Linked DNA regions of Mus musculus: all the other regions are linked to region 2. The links are chromatin loops, found by intact Hi-C in ENCODE. Cell type or tissue: left cerebral cortex. All regions are shown on one strand. Region 1 holds the start of Cavin3 (caveolae associated 3). Region 2 holds the start of Mrpl17 (mitochondrial ribosomal protein L17). Region 3 overlaps Gm39063 (a long non-coding RNA gene). Region 4 holds the start of Tpp1 (tripeptidyl peptidase I).

Region 1 (8,000 bases), 330 kb after region 2:
TGTGCCATTCTTAGTTCCAGATTTACAGGTGTATAACCAAGCTCATTTAAACCTGACTGTGGTTTTAAGAGCGCCAGCCACGAACTGGTGATAGGCATCACATTTTGAACATCTAGAGCTAGAACGGACCAGACAGTGATGTATGGTTGGGTAGAATTGGTCACTAAAGCTTTTCTCAACCTTATTTATGTATGTAGTCTTTTGGACGACCCAAGACAATTGTGTGTCTAAGCTGGAGAGATAGCTCAGCCAATAAGAGTACTTGAGGCTCTTACATAGGACAGGAATCCTATTTTTAGCACCCACATTGGATACCTCAGAGTGGCCAATAACCACAGTTTGAGGGCATCTGACACCTTCTGATATCCATAGGTCTTTGCACATGCATGTGCACACATTCATGCACACACACATATACATAAATAAATAAAAACATCTAAAAGATTTCCAAGTTGTTGGGCTGGGGTATGGCTTAGTGGCAGAATACTTGTCTAGCGTGTTTGAGGGTTTGGGTTTGATCCTTAACGCTGTGCCTTTTCAGCCAACTAATGGGGCAGTCAATGAACACCTATAACTTCAACACTCAGGTGTCTGAGACAGGAAGATTTTGAGTTTGAGGCCTGGGTTACACAATGAGTCCCTATCTCAAAAACACAGAAACAGGGTCAAAGATGTAGCTCCGTTGAAGATGTTGACCAGTGTGCATAGGAGCCTGAGTTCGATTTCCAGCACCAGCATAAAGTAGGTTTGGTGGCACACAACTGTTATCTCAGCCGTTGGGTGGCAGAAGCAAGAACAGACATTCAAGACCATCCTTGGCTGAACAGTGAGTTCAGGGCCTCCCTGAATGACATGAAACCCCGCTCAAACTCTTTGTGTTCTTTTGTCAGGCTCAGATGGCTCTGCTAATATCGGGTCCAAGATGAGCAAATCAAACTCTAACATAAAAACAAAGTTTTCACAACCAGAACTCAGGAATCAACCTTTATGTAGTGATTTTCCACTCTAACACTCACTATGTAGTTCATCATGGTCTCCAATTGGTGATTTTCCTACCTCAATATGTATCACCATATCTAGCTACTGCAGCATTTCAAATCCTCACACTCACCAATTTCGGAGACGGGATTGAAGGCATTACGCAGGAACCACAGCCAATCTCCATTAAAACGGACAAACCAGTACTTATTCTAACTCATGGCTGAGCTATCCTCCAGGAATCCAAAGAAGAACAACGCAGTCCAGTAGGAAGAAATAGCAATAAACGAAGCCAGAGGCTAAACCTGGAAAATATCAGAGGATGCCCCGCCCAGCCCGCCTAGACACAAAGCCCTGCCTTGGGCCTAGGCAGTCTTGGGTCTGAGGCAGAACATTCCAAACTTTACAGGCCTCCGCCCAGCGTTGGGGCTCAGCAGCTTTGACGGCTTAGGCTATGCCTTTAACACCCCTGCCTTCCACCCCCACCCCCTTCTCTGATCACTAGATAGATAAATGAAATTTTCAGTGGTTTGCCTTTTGCTGTGAAGAACACAGGCCTGAAAGAAGCCCACCAGGAAAATGGGGGAAAAGGAGCACAAACTCAGAAAAGAGGTGCCTCTGGGCAGGACTGTCTTACTCGCAGATCCCGGGGCGGAGCCTTCGAAAGAGCCCCCTTTGGACATTCCGCCCCCTTGCTCGGCCTCCTCCTTTTCCCACCGCGGAAGATGCCAACTCCCGCCCGGCTGAGTCACGGCCTGAACTAGGGGAGGAGGCGGGGAAAGGCAGCCCCAGCCCAGATCGCAGCCATCGGTCTCAGGGAGAGCAGGCCCGGTGGTCAGAGATCATGGGGGAGAGCGCACTGGAGCCCGGACCTGTGCCTGAGACGCCCGCAGGGGGTCCGGTGCACGCAGTCACCGTGGTGACCTTGCTGGAGAAATTGGCCACCATGCTGGAGGCTCTGCGGGAGCGGCAAGGCGGCCTGGCTGAGAGGCAGGGCGGCCTGGCGGGCTCCGTGCGTCGCATACAGAGTGGCCTGGGTGCGCTGAGTCGCAGCCACGACACCACCAGCAACACACTGACGCAGCTGCTGGCCAAGGCGGAGCGCGTGGGCTCGCACGCCGACGCAGCCCAGGAGCGGGCCGTGCGTCGCGCTGCTCAGGTGCAGCGGTTGGAGGCCAACCACGGGCTGCTGGTGGCGCGCGGGAAGCTGCACGTCCTGCTCTTCAAGGTCAGTGACCTCAGGCATCCCTCTCCCGCCCCCAACCCTCGCCTCTAGGTTACCACCGAGGGAAGGACTCCTGCCACCCACCCGTCCGCATCTCCACATTCCTGACCCAGCGTGCTGCCCTCACTTGTGGAAGACTCTCAGAGCCGCACCCACTTTCTCACAACAGCGACCTTATCCCTTTCTCACTCCCAGCCTGGCCAACCCACGCCCTCCCTAACTCAGGCCAGTCTGCGGATTTGGTCAGTCGCACCCACATGGAACTAACTGTTAGGTGTTACTCTGCCTCCTCCAAGCGCCTATACAGCTGTTACACTCTACACGGTTTCATCCACTTTGCAAACTTGCAAGGTCCACTTTCCCCCTCTTTGCTCATCTCTCTGCTCCTCCATCCTCCCCATCCCCCATCTTCCCATTCCTCTATTTTGGCCCCAATTCCTAGTGCAGATGCAAAGGGTGGAGTAGCTTCCCTTGGCGGGCGGGCAAGAGAGTTTCAGGCTGGTCCTGGCTAAGTGCCAGGGTCAAATCAGAGAATCAAAAGCTGTGTCATCACATTTAGGAGGAGACTGAAATTCCAGCCCGCGCCTTCCAGAAAGTCCCAGAGCTCTTGGGTCCGGAGGACCAGTTGGTGCTGGGCCCAGATCAGCCAGAGGATGAAGTTGGAGAGAGTTCTGAAGAGGAGCCAGTGGAGTCCAGGGCTCAGCGGCTGCGCCGCACTGGTTTACAGAAAGTTCAAAGCCTGAAAAGGGCTCTTTCCAGTCGTAAAGCAGCACAGCCCACACCAGTCAAGCCGCCACGCGTAGGGCCTGTCCGGAGCTCTGAAGGCCCATCAGAAGGCCAGCCTGCAGCTCAGCCTGAAATGGAGTCCGAGCTCGAGACTGCCCTGGAGCCAGAACCTCCTCAACCTACCAAGGAAGATCCTGAGAAACCCGTGCTTCAAATAGAGAGCGCAGCCTGATCCCTGGGGCTGCCTGTCCCATTCGGTGCTTAAGCCTTGTCCCAAAATAAGTACTTATAGAGTGCAGCACTTACATCCAAATAAGGAGAGAATCCTGCATCCACTGCCCAGCTCCAAAGCTTCCTTCCTGGCTTTCCAGTCTGAACCCTGTGTCCTCTGACAGAGGAGCTTTCAGCCTAATTTAGGTTCACCACCAATAAAAGCAATTTTCTCTAACCCAGACTCAATGAGAAAGGGCGAGCGACAATGCGCATGGCTTGGGGAAGGAATGGGCTGAATGACAAACGTTCTCACTTTTCACCGAATCCTGGGTCCTCCATTGGCACGGAGAAATATTGGCCACTTACTGCTTAAATACATTCCTCTTGGGGACACATAAGTACAACTTTGGGGCCCGGCCTGGGGCGGGGCAGTATGCAGTTCTTTGAAGAAAACGCCCTAGTTAATGTCAGCTAATGCACTCTTCCTACTTCTGGTGTCTGACACTCACAGACAGCTCACACCATTGGGTTGGGGTGCATTTAGAAAGCAATCCAAAAACAGCCCTTGGTCTACTTTCCTTCTGCCAACAAAACAAAACAAAGCACACAAAGCACTCATTGTTTTCAAAACCAAATGAGTAATCTGATAGGTTGAGAGAATCCAGGCCTCCTAGAATCGAGCATCTCTCACAATGAGTGTGACGAACTGACTGTGTCTTCATGTCAATGCATAAAATAAAAAAAAAATAGGACCTCCATGTTTTTTAGATCTTGTTAGGGTTTGAATCTGAAAGGTTCCCTGAAGGCTCATTGTTGGGAGCTTGCTAGCTTTCTGTGTGTGTGTATGTGTGTGTGTGTGTGTTAGAATGGCTTGTGATCTAATCAATGGAGTATGCCCTTGATTTATCCATAGTATGTCAGTCTTATTGGGAGACAGAGAAAAGAAGGAGGTTAGACTTAGTTGGAGAAAGCAGACAGATGGATGCTATGCCTGCTGCCACAATCTGCCTCATTTCAGGCCAAAAGCCGGCACCCATTTTAAAAATTTAAAAACCAATCTTCTCAGTAGTTAGTATAGCATGCAGAATTAATTTCCCACTTGATGCATAATAGAGAAACTGCAGTGTTAATTCCCCGTTGAGGGGACATGTCATGTCAGTCTCATGGACTTTCAAATATTCTGGAATGTTTGATGTTCACCACCATTTATGTGGGCACTCCCATATCCAGCACAAGCGCAGTCATCATAAATACCAGTGGGCACGGTGTGTGTGTGTGTGTGTGTGTGTGTGTGTGTGTGATGGATTAGCTACTACCTTCTTAGGAAAGGGGTCTGCGTGTAAGCCCAGCTGCTTGAAGTCGGCCAAGCTTCTCACTCCTTGGCCAGGTAGGGCAGAAGCACAGCTGGTTGCTCATGATGTCTTACTACGGGTGTACAGATAGCAGCTGGCCCACACATCTGGTGGAGCTGCTATGGGTGCTGTGACTAGATCTGAGGAATGGCTGAGACACCAGTGGGTACTTCTGGGCCAGATGGCACACACAGAAGACGTGCATGTGATTGGGAGACAACCTGCTCTCTTATGTCACTTAAGGGACAGAAGTTGCCCAGTGACTCTGGAAGTTTGTTTTTTATCATATTAAACAAACAAACAGAAGCATTGTATCTCTGCATATGTGTGGAGGTTATAGGACAACTTTTCCTGGTTGCTCTCTTTTCCCGCTGTGGGAACTGAACTCGGATCACCAGGTTTATGCACACACACATTCCTACCCCTGGGGCCATCCTTGGCCCTTTATTTTCTAATTTAAAACATTCTTTTTAGGTTTATTTTCTGTGTTCTGCCTGCATGTATGTATGTGCACCACATGTATGCCTAATGCCCACAGAAGCCAGAAGAGAGCACTGGGACTTCTGGAACTGAGTGACAGATAGTTGTGAGCTAGGAACTGAACCCAGGTCCTCTGCAAGAGCAATGGATGTCCTTAACTGCTGAACCATCTCTCCAGCTCCTATATTCTTTTATAGCTTTTGAATAAGCTCCATTCAAAACCAACAGTCATCTATTGAGTGCCTACTATGTGGCAGGCCCTGCTGAGTATGATTCAGAATTAAAGTTAAGCTTTCTGGTTGGATAAACGATTCTGTCGCTCCCTCACACAAGGAAGCAATGATCATGGACTTGACTCCCCGTTCACATTCTTATCTGTAGCCCTTTTAGGCAGTCTTTCACGGGACCAGGGTTAGACTGCCTGCCATATCCTGCCAGTCTCCCGATTCACCCCCTTATTGTCTCTTATCACCTTCACAATAGAGCTAAAGCTTCCCACTGTCCCTGAAGACCTCTTGTGAGTTGGTTCCTTCTGTCTCTTGCTGGGTGTCCTCACGCAAGACGGTCTCTGGTTAAAAACTCCGAGCACTGAAATGATGTCACAAGTGGGAGATCACACCTCACCTCATGTGACAGGTCACTATGGGAATGCTGTTGCACCAAATGTTTTATACAGAAATTCCCTTCAAGCTATGCTTATGAACTGCATGAAAACACAAGCATGTGGGCTCAGGGTCCAGCCCCAAGAGCTCTCATTGTACTGAAACTATGTTGTCGTGTTGAGCTACGTGATCTAAATCTCATCTCCTAGAAAACTCAGCAAGGCACACCTGTTTCAGGGTCCAGAGCACTACTTGCTCAGTCCTCAATGCTCTATGACCTGGTCGTGGTTGTGGTTGCTACCTCACCCCACTCTGCCAGACTGACAACTGCACTGGAGGAAGTTCCACTCATTGTTTTTGTGCTGCTGGTGCTCCTTCTGACCACATGGTGTCACTATTGGGGTACCAGTGTCCTAGCTGCTGCTTCATCCAACATTCCACAACTCTGTCAGCTTGGTTTGACTTTCCAGAAAGGGAACAGTTGATTCACTTGACTTTGTTGGTCTGGGGCACAGGGGGAAATTGGAGGCTCCTCCTGCAGGCTCCCAAACCTTAGCATTCACACCACACCACACCACACCACACCACACCACACCACACCACACCACACCAGGTTGCTGCCTTTACTTTCAGAAATCTGCCACTCACAGGGACAGGAAAAATAAAGCCTCGACTTTTCAAATCCCTAGGAATCCACCTGACTTCTCTCTTTTAACTCAAAACAAAAGGAAGGCCTTAGAAGAATATTTTGTACCCAAAAGGTCTAGGTTCTTAATTTCCAGAAATTTCTAGAAACCCAAAGACTTGGCGAACTTCCAAGAAGGTAGAATGTTAGTTTTCATTTTTTCCTAATTGGTCTACAGTAGCAAATAATTGAATCAAATGAAAACAAAATTAGCTCTGTTTCTTAATAGGCCACTTGGTTACATTATGTTCTCAATTGTCACAGTTACAGTAATTGCTAATGAGGTTATAGATGCAAAGGCAGAGAGGCACAGGCCGAGCACCAGCTGCCCCACAGTGCAGCACAGACAGACACAGCTGCTGTAAGCAGGTGGACACACACCGATGGACCACTAAATTTCAGAGGTTGGCTCTCAGATCTTTAGGCCAGAAATGGAGATGTATTTGCTGATGCAGCATGATTCAGCTGAAATAGCGAAGTTCAAGAAAGATTGGTGAACTCTACTGCTAGATTCATTAATGTCCTTAAGCAATCTAACTGCCGAGTAAGCCAGAGAGAACATTTTTCATCTTGCCACAGAGCCTACGAGAGACGTCAGACAGATCATAGAGCATATAAAGATAATAAGTAAGGTGACCGAGCCTGTTTTCTGATGGGATATTTCTTCTACAGCAATAAAGAATACATGCGCTCATGGTGAGGAATTTCTCCCCTGAGTAAATACAGGAAATCCTTTGGGCTTTTCTTTCTTGTAAGTAGAGGACTCATAACCCCAGTCCTGAAGACCCCTCAAGGTCATTGTGTCCACTAGAGTGTCTTGCTCAGTCTTGTCTATTTTTATCTGGTCTGTGTTTGAGAAAGCCCGGAGTCCAGGAGCTCACTATCTTCCTCCCATCAACTCTCTTTTTAGACAACGTAACTGACAGCAGTGGTTAGTTTTCTGTCAACCTGACCCAGGTAGAATCTTCTGGAAAGAGAGAACCTTAATTGAGATTGACCTCCAGGCAGGTCAGTGGGGTCACTTTCTTGATTAATGATTGATGTGGGAGGACCTATCTTAGCGTGGGCAATGTCACCTCTGGGTAATTAGTCCTGGGTTGTTTAATATGGTGACCTGCAAGCTATAATTGAAGGTACTCTAGCCAGCTTGGGCCTGGCAAACATGGCTCTGGCAGACCTTGACCTTCTTTTGCATCACCTCTGCCTTGCTAAAAGCTGTTAGATTACATCCCTAAAGCTAGTCACCAAGGTATATGCCTTTATTTGGTCACTTCCTCCTCCTGAGACTGCCGAGCAAAGCCCAGCTGTCAAAGTATTGGAGTCCAGCAATCAAAAGCCCCTCTTTGGCTCACCTAATTGACATGCCCAATCAAGATACACCACTGAATCCTAGCCCATTCGAACGCAGACCTCCCCTTTTTCTCTTCTTAAAAACTACACCTGCAAGGTCGTTTGTTGCTGTTTTTCTGCCTGGGGTAGAAAGCAGCGACATTAACTTTTCTTCCTCGATTAATAGAGGGTTTCTCTGTGAAAACAGGTGTTTGGGTGTGGTTTCTACTTAATCAGTGTGTGTGTGTGTGTGTGTGTGTGTGTGTGTGTGTGTGTGTGTGGTGTGTGTGGTGTGTGTGGTGTGTGTGTGTGTGTGTGTGTGTGTGTGTGTGTGGTGTGTGTGTGTGTGTGTGTGGTGTGTGTGTGTGGTGTGTGTGTGTGTGTGTGTGTGTGTGGTGTGTGTGTGTGTG
Region 2 (8,000 bases):
GCTAGAGCAGACACTTGAGAAAACACATGATGTTCGGAAAGGGTATAAATATAACCTAACAGATGGTGAATGACACTGTGTGGCATAGGTTTACCTTGCCACTCTGCTGGTCTTGGTTGGGCTTTCCTGATGTTGATCTTCACTGACTATGCTATGGCATTGGTTCACCTTGTCTTCTTCACTGATCATCTTTTGTCATGACTTTGTAGAGAGAAATGGACCAAAGACCTTCTGGTGGTGTTCCAGAGGCTTCTTGCGGCTTCTGAAGACTCTGGCCAATTGGCAGAGCCTATTTCTTCTTCACTGAACTGCCACTGCTGATGTGTGAATGGTGTTTGTGAGTGGATCAAGCTACTGTCGCTGATTCGTGTGAACTGAACTGCTAATATCCTGACAATGAAGATGGGAATCACCCAAAAAAGAACTATTTCTAAACAGATCCACATTGCTCTTTGCCTTATTAACCTTTCCTTTCCACTGGTGGGTGGTGGAAGGGAGGTTAAAGTGTTTAAGAACCCCTATTAAAGTAGGTTTTGAAAAATATAAGCCTATAGGTATAAATAGTCTCTTTTACATTTTTAACTAAAATACAATAGTTATACTAAAATTAATATGCAAATTATATATGTTTCATTCAGTGATTTTTCGACAAGACAAACATGCTCCTTCCTGGACCATCCAGGTCAAGTTATAGAACATTACCAATACACCCACGTTCCTATCCCATGCTCTCTTCTAAACACTTGTCCTTTTTTCACTTACCAAGGGGAATTTAACACCACAGATCAGATCTTGTTTTAAACAGGCAGTTTAATAATACAGTATTGTCCTTTGCACTTACTGCCTTTACTGAATATTATGTTTATGGTATTTAATCATGTTACTACATAAGATCTGCACTAGTTCATTTGCACTACTACTTTTATTGATTATTTTATTTATTTACATTTCTTTTTTAAGATTTATTTATTTATTTTATGTAAGTACACTGTAGCTGTCTTTAGACACCCCAGAAGAGGGCATCAGATCCCATTACCGATGGTTGTGAACCACCATGTCTTTGCTGGGATTTGAACTCAGGACCTTCAAAAGAGCAGTCAGTGCTCTTAACTGCCAAGCCATCTCTCCAGCCCCAATTATTTACATTTCAAATGTTGTTCCCCCTTTCTGGTCTCCCCTATCCAAACCCCCCATCCCATCCCCTCTCCCCTTTGCCTCTAAGAAGGTACTCACCCCTCTAGCATCCCCCTTCGCTGGGGTAACAAGCCTCCACAGAACCAAGCAACTTCCCTCCCATTGACGCCAGATAAGACAATCCTCTCCTACATATGTATATGGACTCACCCATGTATACTCTCTGATTGGTGGTTTAGTCCCTGGGAGCTCTGCTGGGTCCAGTTACTTGAAATTGTTGTTTTTCCTATTGGGTTGCAATCCAAGAGGAACACTCCTCCAATGCTAGTGGGATCGCAAGCTGATACAGGCACTCTGGAAATCAATCTGGTTGTTCCTCAGAATATTGGAAATATTTCTACCTGAAGACCCAGCTACACCACTATTGGGCACATACCCAAAAGATGCTCCAACACATAACAAGGACACATACTCCACTATCTTTATAGTAGCCTTACTTATAGTAGCCAGAAGCTGGAAACAACCCAGATGTCCCTCAACAGAGGAATGGATACAGAAAATGTGGTGCATTTATACAATGGAATACTACCCAGCTATTTAAAATGATGACTTCATGAATTTTTCAGGCAAATGGATGGAACTAGAAAATATCATCCTGAGTTAGGTAACCTAGACCCAAAAGAACATACATAGAAATGTGGGAACAAAACCACCCCACCTAGGGATCTATACCATCTACAGACACCAAACCCAAACACTATTGCTGATGCCAAGAACTGCTTGAAAAGAAAAGAAAAAAAAAAAAAAAAAAACAGAGTGCAGCGGGCTTGATGGCAGAGGCAAGAGGAAAGAGGAAAGAAGGCCAAATGCATGAATCAGTTCCTCTCTGACCTTGAAGGACTTTATAATTTCAGCAACAGGCAGTTCACCTCGCTAAGAATACAAGGAAATGAAGCAGGGAGGGGACAGAACACCAAGAAGAATGTAAGCCAAGTTGGAAACTGCTCATCACTATTTCCAGAGTGAAACACCATCTGAAGGGTTAGGTTGATTCCATCAAACTCTGGGTCCCTCTTTAGCGCTGAGCCACCTCAACTTCTTCATATTGTATATGATCATAAACTTATTTTTCTAAAATGAAACTATTTTAAAAATTACTCCTTTTCCATTTGAAATGTGTTATTTGTTCTGTCCTAGTAACTCCAACTGTGATGAATTCATTTTAAATAAGCCCTAATATGATCATCATTTTGTTAAATACTAGAGCTAGACTATATTTTCACCCAATTCCTCCCAGAAAACTGTTTTCAAAGAGCCATAAGGATGCTGAGCAATGGAAGGGAACACACACACACACAAACACACAGAACTTTTTTTTTAAGAAAAAGTATTCATCCACCCAGAGACCTAGGGAAGAACCAAACTGTAGTGCCGAAAATAAATAAAAAAAATTCAATGAGATGGTTCCTAGTGATATTCTGCTAGATTCATAGATTGGTGCCTAACTCAGTCGTCATCAGAGAGGCTGCCTCTTGCAGCTGATGGGAGATGTAGAGGCCCACTGACAAACATTAAGAGGAGAAAGAACCTGGGTTGGAGGCCTACATAAGGTCCCGCCCCTTGGAGCTCGGGAAACCCAGCAGAAGACAAGGAAGAATAATTGTGGGAGCCAGAGGGGTCGAACACAGGTGAGGACAGCCTGTAGAATCAACTGAGCAGGGCTTATGGAAGCTCAAAGAAGGGGCAATCATGGAGCCCTCAAGGTTCTGCCCTAGGTTGTCTGCAAATGTGTTATAGTTTGTTGGCTTGGTTTTTTGGGAGGACTCCTAATAGTGGGAGATGGGATGTCTCTGACTTTTTTGCCTGCTCTTGGGACTCTTTTCCTCCTAGTGAGTTTCCTTGTCCACACTTGATGTTAGGGTTTGTGCCTGGTTTTTGTTTTTTTGTTGGTTGTTGTTGTTGTTTGTTTGTTTTTTGCCCCACCCCCTTGTGCCTGGTTTTATTGTGCTTTGGTTGATGTCCCTAGGAGGTCTGCTCTTTTCTAGGGGGAGAAAGGGGAGAAAGGAGAGTGGGGGCTGGGAGGAGTGATGGGAGAGGAGGCTGCAGTCTGGGTATATTGTATGAGAAAAGAATAATTTTTTTTTTTTAAATGTCAGGTATTTGTCCATTACTTTAGCTTTTAGTGCTAACTTAGGTTTTTATTTATGTCAATAAAAGAACATAATACCTGCAGCTTTCCTGGACATAATTTATCTCACTATCACTAATAAAGACTGGGTTTAAACTGGCATCGTCACAAAACCAGCCAGGACTGCAACTCCTCAGGCAAGAGCGCCACATTCCACCACAGGCCCACCCCTCTGACGCAGTTCTCCTCAGGTACTCACTTTCCCGGCATGCTCCGCCCGGAAGGCGCCTCCTCCAAGAACGCCCCAGCCAGCCGACGCAGTGCAAGAGAAACCCGGCAGGGGGCGCCGAGATCCCAGTTCGCCACAGAGCACCGCAGACCTTGAGGCCCGCCCAGCTCGTCGCTCCAGAAACGTCAACACGTCGGGCCGCCCTCCCTCAGACTGCCAGCTAGGCAGGCTCTGATGCGCACGCGCAAACGCGGTAGCCACGCGCCGAGTTACTGCGCATGCGTCCTCTGAGACGTGCCTCCGCCCCTCTGCTCCCCCTCTCCCCGCGCGCGCACACACAGCTCGGAGTTTCCCTTTCCGGGCCCCCGAGAGGAGGGGCTGAGGTGAGAGCATGAGGTTGTCGCTGGCTGCCGCTATCTCCCACGGCCGCGTCTACCGCCGCCTGGGCCTGGGTCCGGAGTCCCGCATCCATCTGCTGCGGAACTTGCTCACGGGCCTAGTTCGCCACGAACGCATCGAGGCGACATGGGCACGCGCGGACGAGATGAGGGGCTACGCGGAGAAGGTGAGAGCCAAGCTATTCACCGCCGGGTCCAGCCTCAGACCGCCGCTCTGGCCGTGTGTGGGGAGTAGGGCCACGCTGGGAGAACTTTCCACGGTAGCGAATTCCCGTGTGGCACTCAGCTGAACGCGTCACTCCTGCGCAGCAAATGGAAGGCTGGTTGGGGCTCCGAAGGAAGGAGCGCCCAGAATTAGCTTAGCTGGTGGGATGGTTGGATGAAGGTAAGACAGAAGAGTAAGGTGGGCGCCTCGGTTCTTGACTCGTCTTGCATCCATGTGTTTTGTCCTCACAGCTCATCGATTATGGAAAGCTGGGCGACACCAACGAACGAGCCATGCGTATGGCTGACTTCTGGCTCACAGTGAGTGCTCCCTACCTGCTAGTGAGGAAGGAATCCTTAGAGAACCGGGTACCTGGCAGATTGAAGGCAGGGCATTCTTTTATGTACCAGACTTGCGAACTACCTTAGACACGTATTTCTCTTATTTGACTTGGGTAAAATGAGCATCCGCATAACTTCCTGTAAGTGTTTCTGTGTAACTTGGTACCTGAATGGGTGGTGGGAAAGCCTGTGAAGATGGTTTTGAACCCTACCTCTGGGAATAATCTATAGTTAAATGCCTCTACAGTTGTGACTATTTTTTCTGATTAACTCTCCCCATCTAGGAGAAGGACTTGATCCCAAAGCTGTTTAAAGTGCTAGCGCCTCGGTTCCAAGGTCAGAATGGGAACTACACAAGAATGCTACAGATCCCGAATCGGAAGGAGCAAGATCGGGCCAAGATGGCGGTGATAGAATATAAAGGGAACTACCTCCCTCCCCTGCCTCTGCCTCACAGAGACAGCAACCTTACTCTCCTAAACCAGCTGCTCCTGGGACTGCAGCAGGACCTGCACCATAACCAGGACGCAAGCCTCCACAGCTCCTGTACAGTTCAAACACCAAAGACTTAACTGGAGCTGGAGAGTGGTGCATAGGTGTGGTGCCCGTGTTCGTGGGTCTTGGAGCTCGTGTAGTGTGTGAGGCCTGGAAGTAGCATTGTAAAGCCCCCTCATAATGAGACCCAGACCTCCCTGCTGACTCACACGATCCTCTTTGCACAGAAGATAAAAGTCTTAATATGAATATAAGATATTGACTTTCTTGTCCTTCCCTAGGATTTATGGAAAGTAAGAGGCATCCAGATGCTCAGCCTCCTAAGACAGTAAATTCACAACTTAGGTTCTAAATTCTAGGTCTAGTTTTGCTTGTTTGTTGGAGGGGAGGGGATCTTGCTGTGTAATCCAGACTATATCCACCATGCAGCAGTCCTCCTGTCCCTGTGTTCCCAAGTGTTCACCACCACACAGTGCCAGTTTGCTTTGGTTTTGTTTTTTCTGAGACAGTTTCTTTGACTGTCTTAGAACTCTGTTTGTAGACCAGGTTGGCCTTGAACTAAGCGATCCACCTGCCTCTGCCTCCTCAGTACTAGGATTAAAGGTATGGGGCACTACCTCCTGGCTCAGTTTGCTTATCTCAACACTAATTTAGATGGGCCCTGTACCTCTTGATTCCAAACCATCTTCCTATGGTGACTGGCTGACGTCCAGCATAGAGACCCACCGTTGGAATTCCTTTTTTGCTTTTATAAGTTATACATGAGAATCTTTATGAATCCTATGAGACTAGGTTTCACCTTGGCATCTTCATACATATCTACCAATGTCTTTTGACCATGCTTACCACCACATGCATGCACCCTATTGTCCTGCCTATTTCAACTAGTCCCCCTTCCACTTGATGTCTTTTTATGTGTGTGATTATGTCCTGGCGAGTTTCATTAGTCCTGCTTACAGGAGCATGTGTGTGTCTTACCAATGGCTGTACCACTGTCTGTCCATCCACAAAGGAGGGTGCAGCCGCCTGAGCTTCTAACCCCCTTCTTAACAGGATTTTGACAGGCTACTATGAGAGCAAGCATTCAGTCCCAAGAGATTGCTTCCTGATAACTAGCTGTGTGAGCCTCTGTACAGGAATCTTCAAATAACATGGTACCCCTAAAACTGAGAATTGTTTCTAGGCAAGGTCACATTTGTTTCACTCAATGTCTGAATGGGTTTTGAATGTGGACTCAAATAGATGTATCACCACCCTGATCATAGATAGGGCTGTAGGCATCTGCCAGGATGTTGGCCTTCCGGATAAGTTCCTTCCTCTTAGAGGGTGTGAAGAGGAAGGTTGATAGAGAGTGATGCATTAGAAAGTTAAGCCTGCTGGGAATTTCCTGGAAGCTTTTGTTGCCAAAAGTGGACCTCTGTGGGAACCCAGAAAGAGGAAATCCTGTTTCAGAATGGCCAGGGTATGTGAGAAGCATGGAGCTTATTTATATCCACTAAATATGGGATATGACCCATCCTGGCTGCTGTTCTGTATGTTCAGAGACTTGACCAGGGAGTCATGGAAAGAAGTTCTCCTGAACAATTAGTGCAGCACCTGAAGGTAGAAGGTCACTGTGGAAGCAGAAAGACATTAGCTTCAGTGACACTATTCTAAGACTCTTTGCCCTACAGCTGCTTACACTAAATCACCTGGTCCCGGCAGAGCTGTCACTCTTCCTTCTGCATAGAACTTGACATGTTTTTTGTAAATCTTTATCCCTTTTCCTATCTTTTGAGCATTTACAAGTTAGATGCCTGAGTCATGACTTGTTCTAGGAAAAGCCCTTCCCTTAAAACCAAATCTTGGAAGACTTTGCAACAGGTAAAATATGAAAGGGCTCTCAGATTTTTTTTTGAACACCCACCATTTGGAGCTTTAATATTTCCCTAAATGTTTTATACTTCTTTATTGAGTAGGGAGGGTACATGCATCTCAGAATGCAGATAGAGGCCAGAGGACAGCTTTCCCAAGTTCTTCCAACCTGTGGTTCCTAGGTATGGAAGACAGGTCATCAGACTTAGTAGCAAGTGCCTTCTGAGCTGTATCTCTACCCCTTCTATTAGAAGCATCCGAATCTCCAGCATCACCTTACATACTAGAGATTGCATACTTCAAGCATATTTGCAGTAAATCTGACCCTGGCTAAAAGTGAAGCATCAGCAGTCAAGGAGCTCACAGTTGTACAGGGCACTACATATCTAATAATCTGGCCCCCCAAAGTTGACAAATCCTAAGACATCTACTGAAGGCTTTGTTAATCTGCCTGTATTTGTAAATAACTGCCTTTGAGTAGACATTGCCTAAATACCAAGCCAAGCCCTTCTCATCGCTTCGAAAGAGTGGTTCTCCACATCGAGTTCCAGATTTTGATCTACACAAACATGGATCCTCTGTGTAGTCTTGGCTGTCCTGGAACTCACTCTGTAGGCTAGGCTGGCCTTGAACTTAGAGATCTTCCTGCCTCTGCCTCCCTTGTGCTGAGATTGAAGGTACATATTGCCATACTCATGGTAAGGATTGGGGGGGAGGGTTTCAATTCTTTACAATAAGGTTGACAAACTAATGTCCCTCACCCACCCAAAAAACCTAACACACTTACTTAAAAGTTTAGCACTATGAACCCAATACCTACCTATCATTTTTAAACCGAGTAACTGTATCCCTGTATCTTAAGTGGAGTCATGTCCTGCTTTATCTCCATTAGCAAATATGCAATTGTTCCTAGTGGGATGTCCCAGGCACAAAGTTGTCATGATAGGAATGTGGTCATCTTAATTGCCTGATAGATTTCCAGTTTTTTATGGGACAAAGTCCAGATTTCTTACACTGCCTACTAATCAAGCATCTGCTTGATGCTCCACTACGTGGTGCCTCTCAAGCTCATGCTGTAGAAGCATAGAACACACCTTATTTGGGTGGTTTTTCTGGCACAGGTCCCTTTACACTTTGTTCACACAGTCCCTGTCATCCAGAGGCTCCACTTTGACCTACATAACTTGTACACAAACTTTCACGTGGCTCTTCTGAT
Region 3 (8,000 bases), 260 kb after region 2:
TGTTTTTGAGACAGGATCTCACTATGTCTTGCCCCAGGATCCACAGTTCGGGAGCCAGCCAATCTTCTAACAAAGCTTTAATTCAGAATTCTCAGGATAGAAGGGACTTTTGGCTTTGTTTATTTATTTATTTTTATTTTTTCAAGACAGGGTTTCTCTGTATAGCCCTGGCTGTCCTGGAACTAACTTTGTAGACCAGGCTGGCCTCGAACTCAGAAATCCACCAGCCTCTGCCTCCTAAGTGCTGGGATTAAAGGCGTGCCACCACTGCCCGGCTCATTTCCTCCTTTTTAATAGAGAAAGAGTTGGGTATACTCCTGTAACCCCAGCACCTGGGAGGTAGAAATAAGAGAATCAGACATTCAAGGCCACCCTTAGCTACAAAGTGAATTTGAGAAGTTTGAGTCTACCCTGGACTGCTATGAAGCCATACCTCAAAAAATTAAAAAGAGGAATTATATCCACAGTGGCAAAAAGCTTAATTTATCAAATTCTGTAAATGTGCTAAATACTAATTCAGGTGCTTTGTAATGACTAGTTTTCAATTCTCACACAATCCCACAAATAGCAATAATACTGCTATTCTTGAGCTGGTTGAGTGGCACATGCCTATAATCATAACATGTGAGAAGTAGTGCTGCATTTGCATATAAGCTATACACATCTAGATACTTTAAATCCTGTTTATTCCTAATAATAGCAGTAGTTGTTACATTGTATTGTTAACAAGGAAAAAGTCTGTACATGTTTCTTATAGGCACTCCCCACCCTGCATATTTCTGATCTGTGACTATTTGAATCTTCAAATTAAAAAAAACTAGATTTATTCATTTTATATATTTATGTATTTTATCTTCCTATATGAATGTGCACCATATATGTGTACTATGAGAATGCCTGTCACCTGGAGAGGTCAGAAGAAAATGACAGATCTCCTGAAACTGGAGTTGCCAATGGTTGTTAGGCATTGTGTGGGTGCCTGGAATCAAACTAGGGTCCTCTGCAAAAACAACAAATGCTCTAAATGGCTAGGCCATCTCTCTAGCCCCAAATCTTCAGATTTAAATCTTATACCAACACACTTAGTAACTTTATATTCACCTATAAAGAATATAAAGCATATCTTAGGCTGAAGGTGTTTCCGTGATGCTGAAAGAGCTTTGCAGAGCTTCTGTTGGCTGGATGAAAGCGACACTTTCAAGAAGTGAGGACCACTCTAAAGTACATTTCCTGGGGCTCTAAGGTGGAGGTGGTGTGTCTACACAGGGGAGACTGACAGTAAATGGAACCACAAATACCTGCTCCGAGAAGGTTGGTGGTCCTGAGGAGGTCATCAAACCCACTGCCACCAATGTGAGATAACACGTTTTATCACACCTTTGTTTTCTTTCTTACTTTTCATCTTTTTTTTTTTTTTGTTGTTGTTTTTTGGTTTTTCGAGACAGGGTTTCTCTGTGTAGCCCTGGCTATCCTGGAACTCACTCTGTAGACCAGGCTGGCCTTGAACTCAGAAATCTGCCTGCCTCTGCCTCCCAAGTGCTGGAATTAAAGGCGTGTGCCACCACGCCCGGCTTATTTATCTTTTTTATTCTGTCTGTTTCCTCCCCCACCCCCATGCCCTGAACAGAGTCTCACTATGTAGCTCTGGCTGTCCTGGAACTCACTTTGTAGAACACCCTGGCCTCTAATTGGCAGAGATCCACCTGCTTCTGCCTCCCAGATGGTGGGTTTAAAGGCATGTGCCACCACCAGAAGGTCTTGTGTCTGTTTTGGAGGCCACCTAAGCAGTGGTATTTCTTTAGGTCAGCCTTGGCCTGCACAGAGGAACCCTTATGATCTCCTGGGACATTCTGGTTCTTCCTTCAACTTACATTTCTCATTGCTTTAATAAACCACATGTCCCCGGAGACTCTGTGGAATAGTAACTTGGTGGAGACCCTGTCTTCATACACATCTTCTTAATATCCACTTTGTGAAGGCCTAAAGTCACTTCTGTCAATTAAAGCATTTCTCTCTCACTTCGACCATCATTTTCAAAACTTTCTGCAGATGAATTGCTTTCACCTGTTTTCTCCTCAGACTATTGATAGGGCTGAGCAACAGCTAGCCAATTCACTCTTCCTTATAATTAACATTTCTCTTGCATTTTCCAAAAGACTGATTCATAGGCCAGATGCCGTGGCTCCCAGCACATGAGAAGCTGAGGCAGGAGAATTCTCTGGGTTCAAAGCCAGCATGAGCTAGATAGGAAGCACCAGGGTAGCCTGGATTGCAGAATGAGACCTTGTCTCAACAAAAGAACTAAAAACCTCCAATTCACTGAACCAGCCAATGCATTCTTTTCTACGACTTGATTAGCACTTAGCTGGTGATGGATGTTGTCTTTGTTGGCAGCTGGGGCTGAGTGACCCATCTCCTTCACCCCCCTGCCATTCCAGCACCTGCTTTCTCAGAGGGCTCCTAGCACTGACACCTGGAGGTTCTCAGGACAACAAATTAGAGCTGGACGAGCAGGGGAGTTACTATGGGCTGCATTCAGAATCAGCATCTGAAAAGAGAAGGAAGAAAAGAGGATGGGATGGAATAGTGTCTCTACAGAGCCAAGTTCTAAAGAGACAACCGTCAGAGCTGTTCCAAGCAAAACTAAGGATGCTGAATCTCCATTCTCCCCTAAACCAGTCGGTCATAGGATATGTGTTACCTTTGGAAAGGGCGTAGCCTCAGACAAGGTGATTCTTAGCGGTAGAGGGTCCTGAGGGTCAAGGTCCTTAGAGTAGCAGCACTCTGATGGGCAGAGAGGAATCTGGGCTGCACACAGTGCTTCCTAGTGTCTGTCTTGGGAGAGAGTTCCATTATAAATAAAATCTATATCATTATGAACAAGGCTGGTAATGAGACTGGTTGAGAACTATCTTATTCTTTAACATGTTAGGACCTAGGAAACCTTTTTGTGAAGTCTCCTAGGCTACTGAACAGTGGGCATCACTTGGGGGAAGTGTTGTTGTATAAAGACTTAAGGCTTAGAAGGCTGGAGAGATGGTTCAGTGGTTAAGAGCTTGGGTTGCTTTTCCAGAGGACCAGGTTCTATTCCCAGCACCCACCTGGCTCCTCACTTCCATAACTTCAGTCAATTCAATGGAATTCTCTATTTTTTCTGAACTCCTCATGCATGTATGTGCTATACATACATACATACATACATACATACTGGGGAAACATCAATACACATAAAATAAAAGTAAATAAAACTTAAAAAGGAAAAGACCTAAGGCATATATAGTTCCAGACAACACAGGAATTAATTGTCAAGTTCTGGGAGCTGGGAGTGGTTGGTCAGTATGGGTCTCCTGGTTGGGGCTGAAGACTTTCTAGTTAAACTTGGGTAATTTGTCTTTGTCTTATTATTTTTTTTTAGTAGGGTCTCAGGTTTCATGTTGCTCAGGCTGGCTTCATAGCTCTGTATCTTGGATGAACCTGGACTTAGGATTCTCTTGCCTGCAGCTCCCCGGGGCTGGGATTGCAGGAGTATGCCACCAGGCCTGGGTGTTGTGCAGTGTTGGATTTCAAACCTGGGTTTTTGCTCATGATAGGCGAGTATTCTACCATTGGAGCTAATCCCTAACTTGGGATAATTTGTTTGAGTGCCCCTTTATAGCATCTGGGTTCTCTGTGTCAGGAGACCAACGTAAATTCTGCAGAGGGCCAATCAGCTCTTCAACTGCCTATGAAACTACAAATTAAATCCAGATTGCCAAAACCAGCAGCCTAGAGTTTGGGTGGGGAAAGGTTTCCCTCCTGTGGAAATTTTAGGGAATACTAGTGCACTAAACGTGTGTTAGAAGCAGGCAATTCCAACGCCCTGAATGTGGACTCCCCTCTGTCGTGCTAAAGGGGAACTTTAGATTCAGGCCTCCTGGGTTTAAATCCTGGTTCTGCCACTGACTGAACAGGACTGCACGCACGGTCCTGAACAAACCATACTTCAACCTTTTGAGTTCTGGGAGTATAGGTGTGTGTGTGTGTGTGTGTGTGACCATGGTAAACAAGGCATGATTTAATTGATATTAAATGTCACCTGTCATCTGTAGAGGGCAGGGAGAAGAGAGGGAAAATATTATATGAAATTTGCATTTTAATGTCCAAAATAAAGTTTTATTAGAACACTGCCATTTGTTCATTATGCATTATCTGTATCAGCTTTCCCATCTACATGTAAGAGTATGCAGTAGTATGCTCACCTGAAGGATTTGTGCTCTTAGTCTTAATAGAAAATAATTGCTATGTTTTGTTTAATTTTTTTTTGAGACATGGTCTCACTATGTAGTCTTGGCTAGCTTGGACTCCATCTGTAGCCCAGGCTAGCTTCAAACTCATAGAACTCCTCATGCTTCTGCCTCCCAAGTGCTGGGACTAAGTTGCATGCCACCACACCCAGCTAAGCTCTGTGCTAGATTTGAATTGGAAATTAGTCACACTATCTTGGAGAAAATTGGAATTACTATGATGGTGGAAATAGATAGAAACAAAGGTATAAGGATTAGCTTGGTGCTTTGTACATGCAGTGTATATCTGCGTTGCCAAACAAGTTTGTAATTCAGATGTCTGCCCTTACCCTGGGGGAGAGGTAAGGGGAGAGACCTCAGCCATCTGAGAGTAAGGAAAAGTGGGTCTGAAAAGAGAGGGTCAAACCAGAGTGATTGTCTTGTCATAGCTGGACTCAAGTTGACTGGGCAGCTTGTGCCTCCTCTATCAGCCAGCATGACGAGGTGGAGAAGCCAACACCAGCTGGTTCCTGTCACACTCATGTGGACACACTGTGTCACCAGTATTCACAGATGATCTTTTAGTCACTGCTGGAGGAGGCTCTCCATTCAGCGCTGTCTCTCACCGAGTGTTCGGCGTGAGATCCTCCCCTGTGTCTTGAGACATTGCTATCTGCAGCCATGCCGTCCCATGTGGACTCCTCACTTCTAGTGACTCAGAGAGGTGTAATGGGAGCTTGATGTAGAAAAGAATTACTCAACCCTGGGGACTGAACGAAGGGAATTGCAGTTGATAAACCCAGAGAATTGTACATTGTTCCCTATGTCTAGATCTGAAGAGGCTGAGCCCTGGAAGTACTTTTCAGCCAGCTATGAGCACACATGACAGCTCCCACCCTAACTGCAGTAACTCTCTGACCTCATCCATGCATCCAGTCTAGCTGGACCTGCTGGCAAAGGCCTGTAATTCCAGCTACTCAGGAAGCTGAAACAGGGGAATTACAAACTCAAGTTGAAGGGCAACCTGAACACCTCATACCCTGTCTCATAATAAAAAAGCAAAAGCAGGGATAGGGATAGGGATAGGGATAGGGATAGGGATAGGGATAGGGATAGGGATAGGGATAGGGATAGGGATAGGGATAGGGATAGGGATGTCGTTGACCCATGTAGTTGCCCAGCATGAGAAAGACCCTAGGTCTAATGTCAGTACCACAAACAACACCCACTCAGACCTTCAATTGAGAGCACTGGATGCTCCTCTAGAGGACCAGGGTTTAATTCCCAGCACCCATGTGGCAGCTCATAACTCTCTGTAACTCCAGTTATAGGGGATTCATGTCACCAGCTATGCGTGTAGTGCATTTACATACACATTTGGGAAAAATACCCACACACGTAAAATAAGATAAATAAATCTTAAAAAAAAAAAAAAAAAAGCCAGGTGTGGTGGTGGCACCTTTAATCTCAGTACTTAGGAGGCAGAGGCAGGTGATTTCAGACTCTGAGGCCAGTTTGGTCTACAGAATGAATTCCAGGGCACCCAAGACTAAACAGAGAAACCCTTTCTTTTTCTTTTTCTTTTTCTTTCTTTTTAAAGATTTATTTATTTATTTTATGTATGTGAGTACACTGTAGCTGTACAGATGATTGTGAGCCTTCATGTGGTTGTTGGGAACTGAATTTTTAGGATCTCTGCTCACTCCGATCAACTCCCCTCTCTCAGGTACACTCTAGCTGTCTTCAGACACGCCAGAATAGGGTGTCAGATCTCATTACGGGTGGTTGTGGCCACCATGTGGTTGCTGGGATTTGAACTCAGGACCTTTGGAAGAGCAGTCAATGCTCTTACCCACTGAGCCATCTCACCAGCCCGAAACCCTATCTTGAAAAAAAAAAAATAAATAAACAAAGAACAAAGGGTAAGAAGCCTGTAAGGGCCAGATAATTTAATAAAATGTCACAAGTCCTCCCAATAGGCCCAGTTTTCAGAAATTACCTTTCAGAGACATTCTGATTTAAGTCCCATATCTAATCGGTGGAGGAATCAAGGCCTAGGGTTCTTCTGATTGTACAAGCCTCTATTTTAATCTCAGTAGTGATGTCTTACTACCTCTGCCTATACCTCTCTCCATATGACTCTATTCTATCCTCTTTCCACACATCCATTTATGAAACTCTTGTCAGAGACAGACCTAAATGATCCCAAGATTTATTGCAGTTTAGGAAATAGTTCCAGATCTCAAGATGCCTTGTGACATTGCCAGACAGCATGTCTCAGAGGTTAGGCATGACTGTGTAAGACTCCAGGGAGCCTTAGCTTATAGGGGACCCCTAAGTGAACCATGTGAAGCCAGGATCAATGCAAAAAGCAAGAGGAATTTATTGTTCCAGTGCACTGGGGTCGTTCGTCCCAGACCCGAAGGAGAGGCAGTGACCCCCAGTGCCTGTTCAGCGAGTTTTTATATGGTTTCCAGGGGCAGAATAGAGCATCAGCAATTAGGCACAATATGATTGGCGGAACAGTGCATCCTTTAAACTGATTGGCCTTTAGGGAATGAGGTGACAAGGACTTCCCTCATCTGAAGATGGGCAAGGTCCGACCTGCAGAACTCGTTCCCTCCTGCAGGTCAGTTTCCGCCCTGTGGTGTGAGAAATGTTATTTAGCCTCTCCCTTCTGGGGGGGCACTTGTTTCATGACCTTCCCAAAGTTCCTGAGCTGACCTTTTCAACTGTAAAGGTGGGAAATATGTCCCACTGTCACACCTGCAAACAAGGCTCCATTTTTTTTTTTTTTAATTTACATTTGTATGTACAGGGTGACCATGGCACTGACCAAAAGCTGGTTCCCTCAGAGATGGTGCTTGTGGAAACTCTAGCTTGTCACACGGATGCTGGGATCTGAACTCCTGTCCTGGTCCTCCTGCTTGAATATCAAATAGTCTTAGCCAACAAAACCACCTTTCCAGCCTTTACAAACAGGTAACTTGAAAGCAGGGACAGAGAAAACATCTTCTGATCTGCCTGGATAAGAAGTTAGAGATGTTGAAAAATGGCTGAGGGAGGAGAGGGAGGGGGTTGGAGGGGAGGTTAGAGGAAGTGGGAATGTGGGGGAGTGGGGGAGTCTGGAAAGATGGTTCTGCAGTTAAGAGCACTCTTTTAGAGGACCCAGTTTTGTTCCCCAGCACCCACATATGGTTCCCTAGCAGGAGAAGTCACAAATATTTACAGATAAGCACTGGAGAAACCAGGAATGTTAATCACACAGGCTTGCCTCCCTAGGGGAGGAAAAGAATACCTGTTTCCCACCTAGAAGGCTGGGAGTGGATGTTGTTAATGACCTGGTGACCTTTGCTATCTGTTAGGCCACTCCTCACCCAAATCCCAAAGAATGTTTATCCCAGACTCCCCTCTCCCTCCTTAGACCTTTATCTTTAGCTCCCGCTTAGGGGAGATGTCATATGTACTTTATAGCTTGCTGACTTCTACATGATCTCAATCAGAGACCACACCAGGTCCTAGGCCTTTAGGCTAAAGAAGTCATCTTCATGGTCATGTGTACTGTGCAGAAGAGTTTTGAAGTAGTCATGCCTTGAGCTTTATTGTGTACATGGACTTGGAATAATTTCCACCAGGAAACTTTTCCCAAAATTTTACTGACTTTACATTTATTTAAAACAGACTGGCCTGATCTCAGACTCCAGAAGTTTGATCCAATTGGGCAGGTTGGGCTGAACA
Region 4 (8,000 bases), 57 kb after region 2:
TGGACCGGGAAATCTGGGCAGAAACACGGTGAGACCTGGCACCCATGAGTCCAAGACCTCAAGTCTGTATGTAGTCAAGCCTGTCTTGGGTTTCTCTCGCTCCTCAGGTCATACCTTGAATCCCCCCCGATGCAAAGCTTTGTCCTGAATCCTCCTTGCCCTTCCCAGGGTTCCCTCCTATTTCTAGGCCCTGCTCCCTGACTATGCTTTGTGTCTAGGCTGGTACTGATGGCCACAGACAGAGGAAGCCCAGCACTGGTGGGCTCAGCTACCCTGACAGTGATGGTCATCGATACCAATGACAATCGTCCCACCATCCCCCAGCCCTGGGAGCTCCGAGTATCAGAAGGTGAGGGTCGCATGAAACAAGAGGTACGAATGGCTCCTGGGGTGAGGATAGTTCTGCAATCACCCTTCCCTTGGGTTTTGCAGATGCACTGTTGGGCTCAGAGATCGCACAGGTGACTGGGAATGACGTGGACTCTGGACCAGTGCTATGGTATGTGCTGAGCCCATCGGGGCCTCAGGATCCCTTCAGTATTGGCCGGTATGGAGGACGTGTCTCCCTCACGGGCCCCCTGGACTTTGAGCAGTGTGACCACTACCACCTACAGCTGCTGGCACATGATGGGCCTCATGAGGGCCATGCCAACCTCACAGTGCTTGTGGAAGATGTCAATGACAATGTACCTACCTTCTCACAAAGCCTCTACCAGGTACCAGCTCTGTCTGGATGTCCCCATACCTGGATCTGGGGTTCTTCCTGTTGGAGCAATGGGAAAGAGGCAGAAGTGGACGGACTGGGCTGGATGTTAGGGTTAATGTTGGAATGGGTGGAGAGCGTCCCATTTTAGGCTGGCTTTCCAGGTCCTAGGAACTGCATCCAAGTTCTGCATCCAGTGTTGAGAAGGGAGAGGGTGGACAGTTCTTACGTCAGCGCTAAGGAGTATGGTTCTAAGCTGAACACCAGGCACAATTCATGGGGCCAACCTCCAGCTCCTAGGCTAAGGGAACAGTAGGGCATCTGGGAAGCTTGGCTGTAAACACTTTCTGTTACTCCTCAGGTAATGATGTTGGAGCACACCCCTCCGGGCAGCGCCATTCTCTCCGTCTCTGCCACCGACAGAGACTCGGGTGCCAATGGTCACATATCTTACCATCTGGCTTCCCCTGCTGAGGGCTTCCGTGTCGACCCTAACAATGGTATGTCTTCCCCATAATCTAATCCCTTTATTGTTGACTCTATTGGTTTATATTTGATGCCTAGTTCTAAAATTGGTTACTTCATCATATTATTTCTGGATCTCTGAGCCAGCAAGGGCATCCACTCCATCCTATCTTTAATAAATAGTCCCTCGTGACTGTTTACCTAAAAGCTGTTTCCTGAACTTTGAATACCTGAGGACACTGCGTGCTGTCCCAGCACATGAGCCGTTCTCACGAGTCTAACTCCCAAAGCCATTGCCTAGACCCTGGAGAATAGCTCTTGTTGACACAGTGACATTTACTGAATGCTTGTTTCTTCCCCTCCCCCTCTCATCTCAGGAACTCTGTTCACAACAGTAGGAGCAATGGCCTTGGGTCATGAGGGGCCAGGAGTGGTGGATGTGGTACTGGAAGCCCGAGACCATGGGGCTCCAGGCCGGACAGCACAGGCCACAGTGCATGTGCAGCTGAAGGACCAGAATGACCATGCCCCAAGCTTCACATTGCCACACTACCGTGTTGCTGTGTCTGAAGATTTGCCCCCTGGTTCCACCCTGCTCACCCTGGAGGCCACAGATGCTGATGGAAGCCGCACCCATGCTACTGTGGACTACAGCATCATCAGTGGCAATCGGGGCCGAGTTTTCCAGCTGGAACCCCGTCTGGCTGAGGTCGGGGACGGTGTTGGGCCAGGTCCCCAAGCACTGGGCTGCCTAGTGTTGCTTGAACCTCTAGACTTTGAAAGCCTGACACAGTACAATTTAACTGTGGCTGCAGCTGATCGGGGACAGCCACCCCGCAGTTCAGCCGTGCCAGTGACTGTCACTGTGCTGGATGTCAATGACAACCCACCCGTCTTTACTCGAGCATCCTACCGTGTGACAGTACCTGAGGACATGCCTGTTGGAGCTGAGCTATTGCATGTGGAGGCCTCTGATGCTGACCCTGGACCTCATGGTCTTGTGCATTTCACTCTTAGTTCAGGTGACCCTTTGGGTCTCTTTGAGCTGGATGAGAACTCGGGTGCCTTGAGGCTATCCCGCCCTCTGGACTGTGAAACCCAGGCTCAACACCAGCTTGTGGTGCAGGCAGCTGACCCTGCTGGAACACACTTTTCTTTGGTACCAGTGACAGTTGAGGTCCAGGATGTGAATGACCATGGTCCGGCCTTCCCATTGAGTCTGCTCAGTACTAGCCTTGCTGAGAATCAGCCTCCAGGCACTCTTGTGACCACACTACACGCGATTGATGGGGATGCTGGGACTTTTGGTAGACTCCGATATAGCCTGTTGGAGGCAGTGCCAGGGCCTGAGGGTCGTGAGGCATTTTCCCTGAACAGCTCAACAGGGGAATTGCGGGCACGGGTGCCTTTTGACTATGAGCACACAGGAAGCTTCCGTCTACTAGTGGGTGCTGCCGATGCTGGGAATCTCTCAGCCTCTGTCACTGTGTCAGTACTGATTACTGGAGAAGATGAATATGACCCTGTATTCTTGGCTCCATCTTTCCATTTCCAAGTGCCAGAAGGTGCCCAGCGAGGCCACAGCCTGGGTCACGTGCAGGCCACAGATGAGGATGGAGGTGCCGATGGTCTGGTGCTCTACTCGCTGGCTACCTCTTCCCCCTATTTTGGTATCAACCAGACAACAGGTGCTTTGTACTTGCGAGTGGACAGTCGCGCACCAGGAAGTGGAACAACCACCTCTGGGGGTGGGGGCCGGACCCGACGTGAAGCACCTCGGGAGTTAAGGCTGGAGGTAGTAGCAAGAGGGCCTCTGCCTGGATCCCGGAGTGCCACAGTACCTGTGACTGTGGATATTACCCACACTGCTCTAGGCCTGGCACCTGACCTCAACTTGCTATTGGTTGGGGCTGTGGCAGCCTCCTTGGGAGTTGTGGTGGTGCTTGCCCTGGCAGCTCTGGTCCTGGGCCTTGTTCGGGCGCGAAGCCGCAAGGCTGAGGCAGCCCCTGGCCCGATGTCACAGACAGCGCCGATAGCCAGTAGCTCTTTACAGAAACTGGGTCGGGAACCCCCCAGTCCACCACCCTCTGAACATCTGTATCATCAGACTCTTCCCAGCTACGGTGGCCCAGGAGCTGGAGGTCCCTACCCTCGTGGCGGCTCCCTGGACCCTTCACATTCAAGTGGCAGAGGCTCAGCAGAGGCTGCAGAGGATGACGAGATCCGCATGATCAACGAGTTTCCCCGAGTGGCCAGTGTAGCCTCCTCCCTGGCTGCTCGAGGCCCTGACTCTGGCATCCAGCAGGATGCGGATGGATTGAGTGACACGTCTTGTGAGCCTCCTGCCCCTGACACCTGGTACAAGGGCAGAAAGGCAGGGTTGCTGCTGCCAGGCGCAGGAGCCACTCTGTACCGAGAGGAGGGGCCTCCAGCCACTGCTACAGCCTTCCTGGGGGGCTGTGGCCTGAGCCCTGCACCCGCTGGGGACTATGGCTTCCCAGCAGACGGGAAGCCGTGTGTAGCTGGAGCACTGACGGCCATTGTGGCTGGTGAGGAAGAGCTCCGTGGCAGCTATAACTGGGACTACCTGTTGAGCTGGTGCCCTCAGTTCCAGCCTCTGGCCAGTGTCTTCACAGAGATTGCTCGGCTCAAGGATGAAGCTCGTCCGTGTCCTCCAGCTCCCCGTATTGACCCACCACCCCTCATCACTGCTGTGGCACACCCAGGAGCCAAGTCTGTTCCCCCAAAGCCTGCAAGCACAGCTGTAGCCCGGGCCATCTTCCCACCAGCCTCTCACCGCTCCCCTATCAGCCATGAAGGCTCCCTCTCCTCAGCTGCCATGTCCCCCAGCTTCTCACCCTCACTGTCTCCTTTGGCTGCTCGCTCTCCCGTTGTCTCACCATTCGGGGTAGCCCAGGGCCCCTCAGCTTCAGCACTCAGTACAGAGTCTGGCCTGGAGCCTCCGGATGACACAGAGCTGCGCATCTAGCTGTGGCCCTAACTGGGCCCCGACCTGGGACACGTCCAGTGTCCCCAAAGCAGGCCCCATTCTCAGCCTGCCCTGGGCAGCCTCGGACCATGACTGACTATGGGGAGGCCACCACCAGTCCCCTGCTCTCCACCTTAAACTCTTATAGCTGGGACAGGTCCCACATTTCTCTGCAGTTCCTTCAGCACTAGGACCACAGAGGGCCTGTTGGTCATGACCTGTGGCCAGATCCAGTGTGGAGAGAAATAAGAATGAGGCAACAGCCTTGGGTTCTCTTCAGCCAAGACTTCCTGCCCTGCACCAGCGCCCTGCGATGGAGCTGAGACTTTATTTATTGGGGGTTAGGGGGATGGGGAGGTCCCTCCAATCTGGGCCCAGCTCTTTTGGGTTCTTCTGACATCCCTGCCCCTGCCCAGAACAAGTGCCAATTCTCACTCTGGAGCCTTAATAAACTGCAGTTTGTATCCAGCCTCTGGCTCTGTTCTGTCAGGGTAACCAGAAGTCACTGGCGTAGCACTGTGGATACCTGGCACAGTAGCCAAGGAGGCCCAGAGGGAGGGCGGACAACAGGACATGTAGGAGTAGGGTTGGCACTGAGAGCTCAGAAGCCTAGCCTTGGGATCTCTGCTGCTTTCCCCTCTAACATGGTCAGGACTTGAACTGCAGTGGTTTCCTGCAGAGACTGACAGAGTAGGAAGCAGTCTAGGGTCCTAAGCCTGAGGGTCTGGAATAAGATATGGTGATTATTAAGAGTAGGTAAGTGAAGAAATCCCCAACCCCCCCCCCCCACACACACACACCTTGGAAACATGAAATGTCCACATTCATAAGAGCTCACATTAGTTGAGTCTGCCAGGTCAGTCTTGGCTCCATAGGCTTGCTTTATTGCAATGTCCACTTTTACTCCCAAGTATGAGGCACATTTCTTTTACGTAACAGTCACTGAATTTTAAGTGAAGAAACCTAGGCTCTGAGAGCTTGTTTTTCTAATATTGTACGGCCAGGAGCAGCCCATACCTATGGGGCTTCAGAGCCCACTCCTTTATGATTCCTTTAGAGACAGACAGACTTGGGCAGCAGGTGAAGAGGAGCCCTGGGCTTAGATGCTCAACACAGCATAGAATTCTAATAGCAGCCCCAGCATTCAGAACAGCTCATTTGGGAGGGAGGAGTCAGCAACGTCACTAGTTACTAGGCAGGGAGATGGGGGAGGTGCCAGACCATGCTCATGTGACTTATCACATGACTACAGATCAGCCTGAAAGCCAAAATGGGACTCCAAGCCCGGTGAGAAACTGAGGTGGGGAGGGTAGCTAAGGGGGATTACATTAGAGGGATTACATGTTGTAGAAGGAGTACAATGAGGGTTCGGCTCCTGATGAAACCCACCTGCTGTCCCTGCAGCCTCCTAGGGCTCCTTGCTCTCGTCATCGCCGGCAAATGCACTTACAACCCTGAGCCGGACCAGCGGTGGATGTGAGTTGATTTAGTACTACAGGTGCCTGTCTCTGCAGACGCTTGGTCCTAGCTTTCCTCATCCTCAACTGCTCCTAGTACCCACTCTGTAGCCTTATTCGACACCCCCTCGGCTTAATCTCTGGTCATTTATCTCCTATGATCCTTATCTGCATCTAGGATTCGACCCAAAGTCTCAGTTCTTAATCCCAAACTTTCCATGATCTGGATTTCTCGTTATGGCCTAATCAAATCATGTCCCTGACCCTGTAGGCTGCCTCCAGGCTGGGTGTCCCTGGGCCGCGTGGATCCCGAGGAAGAGCTGAGTCTCACTTTTGCGCTGAAACAGCGGAACCTGGAAAGACTCTCGGAGCTGGTGCAGGCTGTGTCGGATCCTAGCTCTCCTCAATATGGTGCCTATCAGTTGGGGCAGGAAGTGGGAGGCAGGACCAGGCAGGCACTGGCTGGTGCAGATCATGTAGGGCCATGTTTCTGGTATGACAGACAAATGACAATAACTGCCATATTCATACACACACACACACACACACACACACACACACACACACACCAAAATTTCCACCTGAGTTCTTCAGTCTTAAAACTAAGAACAAATCTAAGCCTAGTAGCATGAGGTAATAATCCTAGCTACTTGGACTAAAACAGGACGATTTTGAATCCAAGGCATGCCTGGGCAGTGTAGCAATATTGTCAACATTAAAACCAATTTTTTTTAGAGGCCTAGCTAGCTCATTGATAGGGTGGGTGCTTACGGAGCATATGAAAAACCCTAGGTTCAAGTGCCAGGAAGATGGTGGGTGTGGGGTAGCTAGCTGTGTTTAAGAACACATGATTCATAATCAGATCTAGATTGAAATGTTCACTTACCCTACCAGCTCTCAAATGGAGGACTAGCACTTAGTGTGTGTGCATGATCAAGTCATGGACCTTACCCCACTCTCATAGCCACTGCCACACCCTCCTCTGTTGCTAGTTCAAGTCCTAAATTGTCTTTGGATTAATCCACTCTGGCCATTCCTCTTGCTACCAACTCAGTTGTTTATTCTCTTTCTGGATTACTGCCCAGTACCCGGACTGGTTTGAAGCTTCCTCTCCTTCACCCCACTCCCCAGAACAGTCCCTTCTCTATTCTAGAGTATTCTCTATGGTGCTCAGGCTGGAGTGAATCCTTCCCCTGCTTAAAGTCCTGTATGGTGAGGCAAGGGTGTGTGTGTGTGTGTGTGTGTGTAGAATGGAGGCGAGAGGAGGGGGGGGCATCCTTAGAGCACCCAAGAAGCTCCTCATATGCAGGAAAGAATGACTCACCGTTATGTTGTTTAAAATCAACAAGGATGAAGAGCTGAGCTAAATTAGAAGGTTCTGTATAACTGGCTCCAAAAGTTTGGGGAAATCTTTTTGAAGATAAGCTTAAAATGGGATATTGAAAGTTTACTAACGTCCTTGAGTTTTTGTGACCATGGTAACACATGCTGTGCATTTTTCCTGGCCATGACGTTTCATGTCTCTCGAGCCTTTTCTTCCCTTTGACTCTCACTATGCCTAGCCCTACACAGTCCTCCTCGGGAAGTTTTGATGTCCTCTGATTGAGGTCCAGACAGACAACCCAGGAAAGCCTCAAATGAGGACGAGAGCCTCTTCTGAATCCCTGCAGGAAAGTACCTAACCCTGGAGGATGTAGCTGAGCTGGTTCAACCATCACCCCTGACCCTCCTCACTGTCCAAAAGTGGCTCTCAGCAGCTGGAGCCCGGAACTGCGATTCAGTGACCACCCAGGACTTTCTGACTTGCTGGCTGAGTGTCCGGTGAGAAGTAATGATTTCCCCATAGAATCCATTGTCCCTACAAGGAGACAAAATACCCCAATTGGGGGAGTTTAAAGCGTGCTGGGAGCCTGTGGGTATAGGTAATGCATACGGAAATGATGGCAGGCTGCTAAGTGGGGCTCAGGCCAACTCTTCTACTCCTTCCCATGGTTTCTGTTTTCTTACTTCCAGACAGGCTGAGCTGCTGCTCCCAGGAGCTGAGTTTCATCGCTATGTAGGGGGACCTACAAAGACCCATGTTATAAGGTCCCCACATCCCTACCAGCTTCCCCAGGCCTTGGCCCCTCATGTGGATTTTGGTAAACCCAATGGAGTTGGTGGAAGTTGTGGGAGGGAGGTCTACAGGCTGAAGAATTTTAGATGCCAAAAGAGGCATAGAATCTTTCCAGTAGAGAAGTGGGTGGTAGTGTCTGTAAGACCTCCTTAAGCCTGACCCCTTTCCACAGTGGGGGGGCTGCACCGTTTCCCCCCTTCATCTCCAAGACAACGTCCAGAACCACAACAGGTAGGAACTGTTAGCCTGCACTTGGGAGTGACTCCGTCT

The links. Hi-C counts contacts between places; a loop is a spot of excess contacts. Peaks named below come from ENCODE experiments on the same cell type or tissue, not always from the same donor. Only the 100,000 strongest peaks of a DNase experiment are listed, where the experiment ranks them.
Region 1: it touches region 2 in a loop (5-fold over the local background); 4 of 42 quality-filtered maps call a loop at or near these places.
Region 3: a loop joins it to region 2, with 2.5 times the contacts of the local background. A loop is called at or near these places in 14 of 42 quality-filtered maps.
Region 4: it touches region 2 in a loop (3-fold over the local background); 14 of 42 quality-filtered maps call a loop at or near these places.

What each region holds. Positions count from the first base shown.
Region 1 is chr7:105,475,982-105,483,981 of GRCm38, reverse strand. Cavin3 (caveolae associated 3) reads left to right here and starts at 1,785. Exons shown (of 2, transcript NM_028444.1): 1 at 1,785-2,206; 2 at 2,763-3,366. The coding sequence starts at 1,823. The coding sequence ends at 3,161. Gm36847 (a long non-coding RNA gene) reads right to left here and starts at 1,183. Exons shown (of 3, transcript XR_378395.4): 1 at 1,112-1,183. In left cerebral cortex, a CTCF peak has its summit at 5,951 (motif pointing right); DNase peaks (open chromatin) are centred at 2,404, 2,858, 3,686, 5,965 and 2 more places; H3K4me3 peaks cover 1,963 bases; H3K27ac peaks cover 3,322 bases.
Region 2 is chr7:105,806,864-105,814,863 of GRCm38, reverse strand. It overlaps Mrpl17 (mitochondrial ribosomal protein L17), which reads left to right and starts at 3,777. Exons shown (of 3, transcript NM_025301.2): 1 at 3,777-4,056; 2 at 4,346-4,414; 3 at 4,720-8,000. The coding sequence starts at 3,883. The coding sequence ends at 5,007. In left cerebral cortex, a CTCF peak has its summit at 3,599 (motif pointing right); DNase peaks (open chromatin) are centred at 2,811, 3,659 and 4,192; H3K4me3 peaks cover 1,424 bases; H3K27ac peaks cover 1,286 bases.
Region 3 is chr7:105,545,046-105,553,045 of GRCm38, reverse strand. Gm39063 (a long non-coding RNA gene) reads left to right here. Exons shown (of 3, transcript XR_869857.2): 2 at 7,081-7,244; 3 at 7,944-8,000. Among named protein-coding and RNA genes, the nearest start is that of Smpd1, 5.3 kb to the left of the region's middle. In left cerebral cortex, a CTCF peak has its summit at 3,791; DNase peaks (open chromatin) are centred at 3,757 and 4,864.
Region 4 is chr7:105,749,615-105,757,614 of GRCm38, reverse strand. It overlaps Tpp1 (tripeptidyl peptidase I), which reads left to right and starts at 5,380. Exons shown (of 13, transcript NM_009906.6): 1 at 5,380-5,444; 2 at 5,562-5,633; 3 at 5,886-6,025; 4 at 7,285-7,435; 5 at 7,628-7,755; 6 at 7,903-8,000. The coding sequence starts at 5,428. Dchs1 (dachsous cadherin related 1) reads left to right here. Exons shown (of 21, transcript NM_001162943.1): 17 at 1-28; 18 at 219-349; 19 at 433-716; 20 at 1,065-1,203; 21 at 1,546-4,626. The coding sequence ends at 4,157. In left cerebral cortex, a CTCF peak has its summit at 4,787; DNase peaks (open chromatin) are centred at 4,743, 5,360, 5,942 and 6,847; H3K4me3 peaks cover 1,134 bases; H3K27ac peaks cover 1,670 bases.